Linked DNA regions of Homo sapiens: region 2 is linked to region 1. Evidence: chromatin loops called from intact Hi-C (ENCODE). Cell type or tissue: PC-3. All regions are shown on one strand. Region 1 has its middle 85 kb from the start of ADRB2. Region 2 has its middle 18 kb from the start of ADRB2.

Region 1 (5,000 bases):
TTTCCTCCTTTCCTAGACGTCTGCTTACATAGCCTAGAAAGAAGGAGGGAGGAGAAAGCGGAAAGGCTCATGGTAGCAGGGCCAGTTTTGACTTTTAAGAAGCCCTGGGGATTTGTGGGGGGAACAGTGTTCTGGCTCCAGCTATTGCTGGCAATCTTTAGAATGTGGCACTAGATCCTCTTTGTCCATTGTTTGGGGTTCTACTTGTCAATACTGGAATAATAGGAAAAGTGTGATATACCATCCTATCACATATGGCCGTCTGCAGCGGGACTTAATGAAGCTTTCAAATACACAGAGGCCTTGTCACCATAGCTCTTTCTAATGCTAGTCAATACTTTCTATGTATTAGGTTTCTTGCTAAAGCTTTGCCTTGAATGTTTACATGCGGGCAATACCCAAGAACCTAACTGGAGGCAAGACAGGTGAGGGAAGCAGGACAAACACACCCAGTCTGACCCAGTCGATAATGAGTTTTCTACATCTGAGAATGTGATATTTGTGTAACACGTTACAGTTTAACAGGAGCTTTCATCCCCCTTTAGCTGGCACATGGCTGAGTAATCAATATATGTTTTCGTAAATGATTGAATGCAACTATAGAGTCATTTTCTCCTCCTCAAAATAACCCTGTGAAGTAGGCAGTGCAGGGATTATTATTCTCACTTTACAGAAAAGGAAACCAGGGCCCAAAGAAGTGAAATAGTTTCCTGAGTCCACGTAGTCAGTGACTGTATGTGCTCAAACCAGAACCAGCAGTGTCAGGCACCCATACTAGCTCATTTCAAAAGTCAGGAAGTCAGGAAGCAGGACGGTATTCTTGATAAAATAGGGAATTGGATTGGATCAAGTGCTTAAGTGTCTTCTCAGTATTAAGTCTCTATTCCTAGCCTCCCTCAATAATCTTACAGCACAGTTGGGAGCTGCCATGGAAGGGGATGGTAGGCAGAAGTTCAGGCTGCTAACCAGCTGGGAATTGAGTAAAAGGAACAAGAGAAAGGCCTTCTGGTGCCAAGACTCTGGAGAAATGTTTGTTGACTTTTGGCTTTGCATTGACTACTTCCAACTAGGCTTTGAAGCTGACTTTTTGATCCCAGGGCTCCCTGGGATGGGTGGGGGAGCTCATGACATTGTTGCTGTGGTTCTCCAGGCAACCACAAACCCTCAGTAGCTCCAGGAAGATGCCTTAATTACGTGGAAAGCGATGAGGGAACTACAGAGAAAACAAGAGATATCTACAAGGAAAGTGGGGCAAAAACAACAAGAATCTAAAGGGCAAAACAAGAGAGGCCCCAGGGGCGAAGCAACAGCCAGCACAGCAGCACTGTGAGGATGTTGATGGTGCCTCTCCTGGAGTCCTTCAGAATAAACTTGTCCCTTATAAAACTGAACTAGAAAGTGTCTAAAGGAATGAGAGCCCTAGCTCTCAGCCAAGTCTCCTAAAATAAGTTTTAAGAGATGGAGTGATGTTCTAAAAACACAGACCTAAATATTCACTCCCTTGCTCATAAGCTCTCTTTGCTCCTTGTTACCCTCCAGATAAAGTCTGTGCTCCTCGGCAGAGCTCAAGGACACTATTCAGTTCCTCTCCATGCCCCATGACTCTCTCGAATCTGGTCTGGGCATTTGTGCAAGGTTCTCCCTCCTTGGCAAATCACTACTTATCTCAAGGTCTAAGCTTCAACATTAATTTTTCTAGGAACATCCCCTCGATCCTATTCCCATCCCCATATTAGGCACAGTGTTCCTTCTGTATGTTCCTACAACATCACGATCTTTCATAATGGCCACATCGCTGGCACCGTTAGGTGCATGTCCGTCCCCTTCTCAGATACATCTCTCACATGAAGCAGAGGTCCGGGCACTTAGGAAGTGCTCATTAAGTATCTGTTGGATAAATAATAATGAGAAACAGTCAAAATCTCTAAAAGAGCCTTCTGTTTCACCAAGCAAAGAGGAAGGAAAATAACCAAGTGTGGGACATTGAGCAAAGAGATTATTTTTAACAGGAACAGAAACCCAGACAAATAAATGGCCCTTAATTTATGTCAGGGTTATCAAGAAATATATTATGCCCTTGATAATTGTGCAGTTATAATTACTTCTTCTGGAAACTGGGCTTTGTTGGAAGAAAGATTGGAGAGATTTGGAGATAAGTTTCCTTAGGAATAAACATGGAGAATCAAAATCCACCAAATGCCTGGATATCTCGGAAAAGAGATCAAACTGAAATAAGTGAGTGGACAGAACAGCCAATGTGGGTCTGACAGAGTAGCTGCGTCTAAAGGGGCAGCTGCTTCTCAGCTCCAGCCAATTGTTGAAATGCAAGAATACCAGCAGCAGCAGCCAAATCTCGTGACTGTCCCAGAGAGGACTCAAGTCCTTGTGGGGTGTGTACGTCTGCATGTGTGAAATCCTCTGGGTTCTAAATCTCCCCAGCTTGTTTACATTTTTAATAGTTACTAATCAGTCCAAAACAGCAAGTTGTATGAGTCCCAGAGATGCCAGGGTTTGACCTTCGCACCAAAAAACCTGACCTCCCATGGCTCTGTTTACCGAAAACTGTCAACACCAAACTGCAAGCGCCAAAGCTCCAAACAACATGATCCACCTGCAGAAAGTGATCAATACATGAGGGACTAAAGAAGAACAGAGGTTTGTCTGGGTCAGTTATTGGCACATAGTAAGTGGGTGCTCAGTCAATAAATAGCTGTTAAATGGGATAAAGAATAAGGAAATGGTGGATGTATGTCTGCAGTTCAAGGTTTGTACCACTAGATGGTGAAGTTTGTTTTTTTTCTGCAGATGTAAGCATAGAGAAATAAAATACTAGGATAGTTTTATGGATACATCTACAAGCCATGAGTACATAGCTCGGACATCCCACAAATGCTAACAGCTGTTTTCACATCGTCTTCGCTATTCCTCCTCACTTCCAACTCCAGTCAGCTCCGGATAAAAATAAAGTCATTAAAAGTAGCTGGCTTTCCTTGATATGAGAAGGACCATGTTAGAAATAGAGGATTACTAGAATTATACAACCTCCCAAGACTGAGCCAGGAAAAAGTTCAAACTCTGAACAAATTACGAGTTCCTAAATTGAATCAGTAATAAAAATCCTACCAACAAGTAAAAACCCAGGACCAGACAGATTCACAGCCGAATTCTACCAGACATATAAAGAAGAGCCAGTATTATTCCTATCGAAACTTTGCAAAAAATGGAGGAGAAGGACTCCTCTCTAACTCATTCTATGATGTCAGCATCATCCTGATTCCAAAACCTGGCAAAGACTCAACAACAACAACAAAAAAGGAAACTTCAAGCCAATATTCTTGATGGATATCTATGCAAAAATCCTCAACAAAATACTAGCAAACCAAATTCAGCAGCATATCAAAAAGCTAATCCACCATGATCAAGTAGGCTTTATCCCTGGGATGCAAGGTTGGTTCAACATATACAAATTAATAAATGTGATTCATCACATAAACAGAACTAAAAACAAAAACCATATATAATCTCAATAGATGCAGAAAGGGCTTTTGATAAAATTCAGCATCCTTTCATGTTAAAAACCCTCAACAAACTAAGCATTGGAGGAACATACCTCAAAATAATAAGAGCCATCTATTACAAACCCACAGCCAACATCACACTGAATGGGCAAAAGCTGGGAGCATTTCCCTTGAGAACCAGAACAAGACAAGGATACCCTCTCTCACCACTCCTATTCAATATAACACTAGAAGTCTCAGCCAGCATAATCAGGCAAGAGAAGGAAATAAAAGGGTTCCAAATAGGAAGACAGAAAGTCAAATGATCTCTGTTTGCAGACAATATTATTTTATCCTTAGAAAACCCCATAGTCTCGCCCCAAAAGCTCCTAGCTCTGATAACCAACTTCAGCAAATTTTCAAGATAAAAAATCTATGTACAAAAATTAGTCACATTTTTATACACCAATAATTCCCAAGCTGAGTGCCAAATCAAGAACGCAATTGAGGCTGGGCGCGGTGGCTCAGGCCTGTAATCCCAGCACTTTGGGAGGCTGAGGCGGGTGGATCTCGAGGTTAAGAAATTGAGACCATCCTGGCTAACATGGTGAAACCCTGTCTCTACTAAAAAATACAAAAAATTAGCTAGGCGTGGTGGCGGGCGCCTGTAGTCCCAGCTACTCGGGAGGCTGAGGCAGGAGAATGGTGTGAACCCAGGAGGTGGAGCTTGCAGCGAGCCGAGATTGCACCGCTGCACTCCAGCCTGGGTGAGAGAGCGAGACTCCATCTCAAAAAAAAAGAAAAAAAAAAGAATGCAATTGAATTCACAATAGCTACAAAAAGATAAAATACCTAAGAATACAGCTAACCAGGGAGGTGGAAAGACTTCTGCAACAAGAATTACAAAACGCTGCTGAAAGAAATCAGAGATGACATAAACAAATGGAAAAGCATTACATGCTCATGGATAGGAAGACTCAATATTGCTAATATGGCCATACTACCCAAAGCAATGTACAGATTCAATGCTATTCCTATCAAATTACCAATGACATTCTTAGCACAACTAGAAAAAATTATTCTAAAATTTATATGGAAACAAAGAATAGCCCAAATAGCCAAACACTCCTAAGGCAAAAGAACAAAGTTGGAGGTATCACATTACCTGACTTTATAGTATACTACAAGGCTCCAGTAAACAAAACAGCATGACACTGATACAAATACAGACACATAGACTAATGGAACAGAATAGACAGCCCAGAAGTAAATCCACAAACCTACAGTTATCTGATCTTTGATAAAGTTGACAAAAACAACCAATGGAGAAAGGACTCGCTATTCAATAAATGGTGCTGGGATAATTAGCTAGCCATGTGCAGAAGATTAAAACTGGACCCCTTCCTTGCACCATATAAAAATTAACTCAAGACAGATTAAATACTTACATATAAAACCTAAAACTATAAAAACTCTTGAAGAAAACATAGAAAATACCATTCT
Region 2 (5,000 bases), 68 kb after region 1:
TCAATGGAAGAGAAGGGAACAAATTTGATATGAAGTCCTACACCTTGAAGGGACTGCAGATGCTTAGTCTAAGGAAGAAAAGACACAAGGAAAATGGAGCTTGCTTGCAAAGATTACTTATTGAGCATCAACACATTCAGGAGTTCCAGCTGGTGCTAGATTTGGGGGATATAATGATAAGCAACAGCAAGTAAAGTCTATGTTGTTTCTGCCCTGAGGGAGTGTTTGGAAAATATATTAATGGAATGATCTCACAAATAAAGGCGAAGGTGCAAGGCTGAGATAACTGCTGGGAAGAAGGGCCCAGTGTTTTGAGAGCATGTCCCAGAGGGTGGGGATGTAGACTTCCAGAGGAAACGATGATAAGACTGAGAGCTAAGAGATGAGCAAGAAAGTAAGAGATAAACAGAAGGGAAGGAAAGACTTTTAGACATTGGGAACAGCATGTGCAAATACCTGACTCACAGGAAGGGCTGAGAAGGTCAGCATGGCTGCAGCACGCTGTGAGGGACATGCAGGGCTGTCTCCAGAGGCCCATGAGCTGTGGGACAGAGGAGCGATGGGGCTTGTTCTGTGTGGTCTGCAAATGCATCCATTAGGGGTGCTGCAGACAGTTATTCAGTTATTCTAAGAGACTTACGGTGGAGGTGCTGGGAGTTTCTTTATTTTAAATTCATGAAAATAAAAAGGTAGCATTTATTCAGTTTCACCATGTGCCAGGCCCTGTCTAAATAGTTGTCTCGTGAATCCACACAATAGTCTCAGGTGGTAAGTGCTCCCGTTACCTACTGCTGTGTAACAAACAATCTTAAAAGAGCTGGTGGCTGGAGTAGGCTGGGTGGGGGATCTGTCTCCATGCAGCTGCTCCATCGCATGGCTACTTTGGGCTTCTTCATAGCATGGAGGTCTCTGAATAGTATACTTCTTACATAGTGGAGGACTTTCCCCAGAGCAAGCAGTTCTGGTGAGACAGGCAGAAGTTGCCAGTCCCCTAAAAGCCTAGCTCCATAACTGGCAGCCTCACTTTCACTGAATTCACTGGACGTAGCAGTCACAGGTCAGACCACATTCGAGGAGGTGGAAGAATAAACTCCACTTCTTGATGGGGCAATGGCATGTGCATGAAGGATACAAGGAATCCAGGATGGTTATCTTGGAGACAAGCCTTTATACAATCCCCATTCTACAGATGAAGGGACCAAGGTTAATAGACACACTTTCCCAAGATCATACAGTCAGCAGCAAGTGGCAGAATTGGGATGCAAATCCAGGTCTATCTGACTTCAAAACATCCTGTCTTTAGTTACTGTCATGTTCCTTTCACAGGATAGGATGGGGCCATGAGAAAAGTCCTCAGCTGTGAGTCCTGGGTTCTGATCCCTGCACTGCCTCCAATTTGCATGTGACAATTATAAGCCACTTCCCACCTGTGGGCCTCAGGCTTCTCATCTGTGCAGGGAGAATTGGACTCCTGGGTCTTGCATGGCAGTCCCAGCTTTAGGATTCTGGGGTTTTGAGGGTCTGTGCTGCATCCTCAGGGCTTGTTGGTCACTGACCTGCTGCTTCACTCAGCATGTCAGCCGAGTGAAGCATATCAGCATGTCAGAGCCCTCCAAGGGGCAGTAGCCTCTGTTCTTCCTCTTTCCCTTCCCTCTTAGCAACACTCTGCTTTGCTCCCGTGGCTGCTCTGTTTACCCAGTCTCTCCTCCATTTTCCAGTAACCAGTAAGAAGTACTTTAGGTCTCTCCTCCTCAACAGGCTCCCCTGAGTGGCTGATTTTAATCTTGACTCTGAACTTCACAGAGGCTGAGACCAACATCTTTTTATGAGTCAGTGCATATCAGTATTTGCTGAGCTTTGCAAATAATTGGCAGCTCAAGAGTGAATTGAAGGATCATTCATATAAGCAATTGCATGTTCTTGTTTTGTTCAAACCAACAAACTATACACACAACTGCAGACCGTTGAGGACAGCAATTGTGTCTGAATTACTCACCATTGTATCAACAGCACCTTGCAAAGTGACTGACCCAGAAGAGGTAATCAAATTGTTACACTTTTTGGTTGCATTGGCAAAATTTATTTAAATCCCTGACATTTGAATCTTTAAATATTAGTTTTACGGTTCAATTCACCCGCGAAAATATTTGAGTGCAATTTTCCTCTTTTGTCTATTCTATTATAGTTACTGATAATTTTTCTCCTTATTGGTTTTTGCAAGTCTAATATTGTTTTTCCCTAGGAATATCCCCTTTTCCACTTAAGCCACTGAAATTTAAACTTCCCTTCAGGCCTTTTCCTTTTCTTTTCTGGCTCAGCTAAAAGGTAAAATAAATCAGTAACAGAGATTGAGAGTCAGAAACCATATATTCTAGACCTGTTTCTCCTACTACCTCTGTGATATTTCTCAAATTCTTTCCTCACTAAGGACCTGTTTCCCTGTTTGTATTAAGAAAGGGTTGGTATGTCAGTGGATATTTTTCAGCAATGGAAGATTTGCACAAATACAAATTTACGCAGAAGCAGGATACAGAAAGCAGCCAGAAGTGGAGCAGCACCAGCCGGGGTGGGGACCAAGACCTCCCACCCTCCTTGGTGTCTGTCTGCCTTTGAGGTCCCTCTGCCAAAGTGGCGCTCTGCTGAGCAAAGTAATCCCTCAGGGCACTCCAACTCTGAGACAGAATGATTTATAGCCCTGTTAATCCACCAGGCTGTCAAAAACGGCCACATCAGCAGACATACACAGAGACATGCAGTCACATACACTCAGGACAAAAAATAAGCCCCAGAAACTGCTTGAGCAAGCTCAGGCTTTTCTCTAGCACCTTCCTCATTTGTTCAAGTTTTTGCCATCTTTATTTTCATTTCCTGGTTTCTTCTCACATCCTTCCTCTTTTCCCCTCCAAGTTACTAAAAATTCTAACAATTTCTACTTTTACTTCTTTGCTGTTATCTGCGGCACATCGTTGCCCCACCCCCACTCTTGGTCGCTATAGTCACAGATTTATTATTGAGTTTGTTAACTTTTGCTTCTCAATTTCTCCACCCAAAAAAAGAGGAGATGAAGGAAAGGACTCTTGTGGCCATGACACTATATTCAAGAAATCTGTGGAGCATTAGTTTTGATTTTCGGTTTTGTTTTTACTGAATTGCACTTTTTAATAGTAGTCATAGTAAAAACTCAAACAAAACAGGTGAGTACCAAAATGAAAGTAAAAGTATACTGTCGGGGCCGCTCCACAGGTCCCATGCCCCAGTCCCTAGTCCCCTATGTTATATATACGTTGTTAATTGCTTCTACTTTCCAAAATATGTTTGTGAATATAAACACGTGTTACTTATACTAAAAGGCGATATTTTACGTAGTTTTGTTTCAACCTTTCTTACTTCATATCTGGGAGATCTTTATGTACCAGCATATATATCTAGTTCATTCTTTGAACTACAGCATAAAATGTCATTGTACATTAGACTAATTTATTGAATTTATATACACATATTCCTATGGTGAGCATTTATGTTGGATAGATGCCACATACAACTGTTTGTTTACACAAATGGAGACATGCTACTCACACTTGTACAATTCACTTTTTTACTTCTTGATGTATTTTAAATATTGCTTCAGATCAGCTGGCACAGAGCCACCTTTCTAAAAAAATAATAGACTTCCAGCCTGAGCAATATGGTGAAACCCCATCTCTACAAAAAATACAAAATTAGCTGGATGCAGTGGTCCCAGCTACTCAGGAGGCTGAGGTGGAAGGATCACTTTAGCCGGGAGGCAAAGGTTGCAGTGAGTCAAGATCTCACCACTGCACTCCAGCCTGGTGACAGAGTGAGACCCTGTCTCAAATAATAATAATATTAGACTTTATTTTTTAAAGCAGAGGTTCACAGTAAAACTGAGTAGAAAATACAGAGATTTTCCTTACACTCACTGCCCTCACACACACACACCCACACACACACAGCCTTCCCTACTAGCAACATCCCACACCAAAGAGGTATATTTGTTACAATCGACGAACCTATACAGTCAAATCATAATCATCCAAACTCCACAGTTTATGTTAAGGTTCATTCTTGATGTACATGCCAAGGGTTTTGACAAATGTAGAGTGACATATCTTACATCTAACATTATGGTATCCTACAGAATAGTTTCACTGCCCTAAAAATAGTTTCACTGCTCTTCTGTGATCCATGTACTCATCCCTCCCTCTCCCCAGGCCCAGGTCCATACAGTAAAAACAGGATGGGGCCATGAGAAAAGTCCTCAGTATGGATACAGTAAAAACATCCTGTTTTTACTGTATCCATAGTTTTGCCCCTTCCAGAATATCATATATAGTCATGTGCCAATTAGTGACTGGGATACATTCTGGGAAATGCATCATTAGTCGATTTCATCATTTTGCCAACATCATAGAGTGTACTTATACAAACCTAGATGACAGAGCCTACTGCACACCTAGGCTGTATGCTATAGCCTATTGCTCCTAGGCTATAAACCTGTACAGCTTGTTACTGTCCTGAATACTGTAGGCAACTGCAACACAATGGTAAGAATTTGTGTAGCTAAACATAGAAAAGGTACAGTAAAAATATGGTATAAAATATAACAAATGGTACACATTTTAGGGCACTTTCCGTCAATGGCAATTGCAGGAGTGGAAGTTGCTCTGGGTGAGACGATGAGGAAGTGGTTAGTGAATGTAAAGACCCAGGACATTACTGTACACTAGTATAGACAGTATAAATACTGTTTGCTTATGCTATGCTGAATTTATAAATAAAATAATTTTTCTCTCTTCAACAATAAGCTTAGATTATTGTAACTATTTTACTTTAAAAACAATTTCTCTTAACTTTTTTATTCTTTTGTAGTAACACAGCTTGAAACACAAATACAGAGGAAGATAATTTTTTTCTCTCCTTATATCCTTATTCTATAAACTTTTACCTATATTAATGTTATTTTTATTTTTTACTTTTTA

Evidence for each region. Peaks named below come from ENCODE experiments on the same cell type or tissue, not always from the same donor. Only the 100,000 strongest peaks of a DNase experiment are listed, where the experiment ranks them.
Region 2: it touches region 1 in a loop (4-fold over the local background); 24 of 110 quality-filtered maps call a loop at or near these places.

The regions. Positions count from the first base shown.
Region 1 is chr5:148,738,682-148,743,681 of GRCh38, forward strand. No RefSeq gene overlaps it. Among named protein-coding and RNA genes, the nearest start is that of ADRB2, 85 kb to the right of the region's middle. In PC-3, CTCF peaks have their summits at 2,763 (motif pointing right) and 2,981; a DNase peak (open chromatin) is centred at 2,780; H3K4me3 peaks cover 248 bases.
Region 2 is chr5:148,806,329-148,811,328 of GRCh38, forward strand. No RefSeq gene overlaps it. Among named protein-coding and RNA genes, the nearest start is that of ADRB2, 18 kb to the right of the region's middle. RefSeq lists a silencer at 2,745-2,824 and enhancers at 3,115-3,164, 3,215-3,264. In PC-3, no CTCF peak of the experiment used is centred here; DNase peaks (open chromatin) are centred at 463 and 2,713; H3K4me3 peaks cover 1,489 bases; H3K27ac peaks cover 777 bases.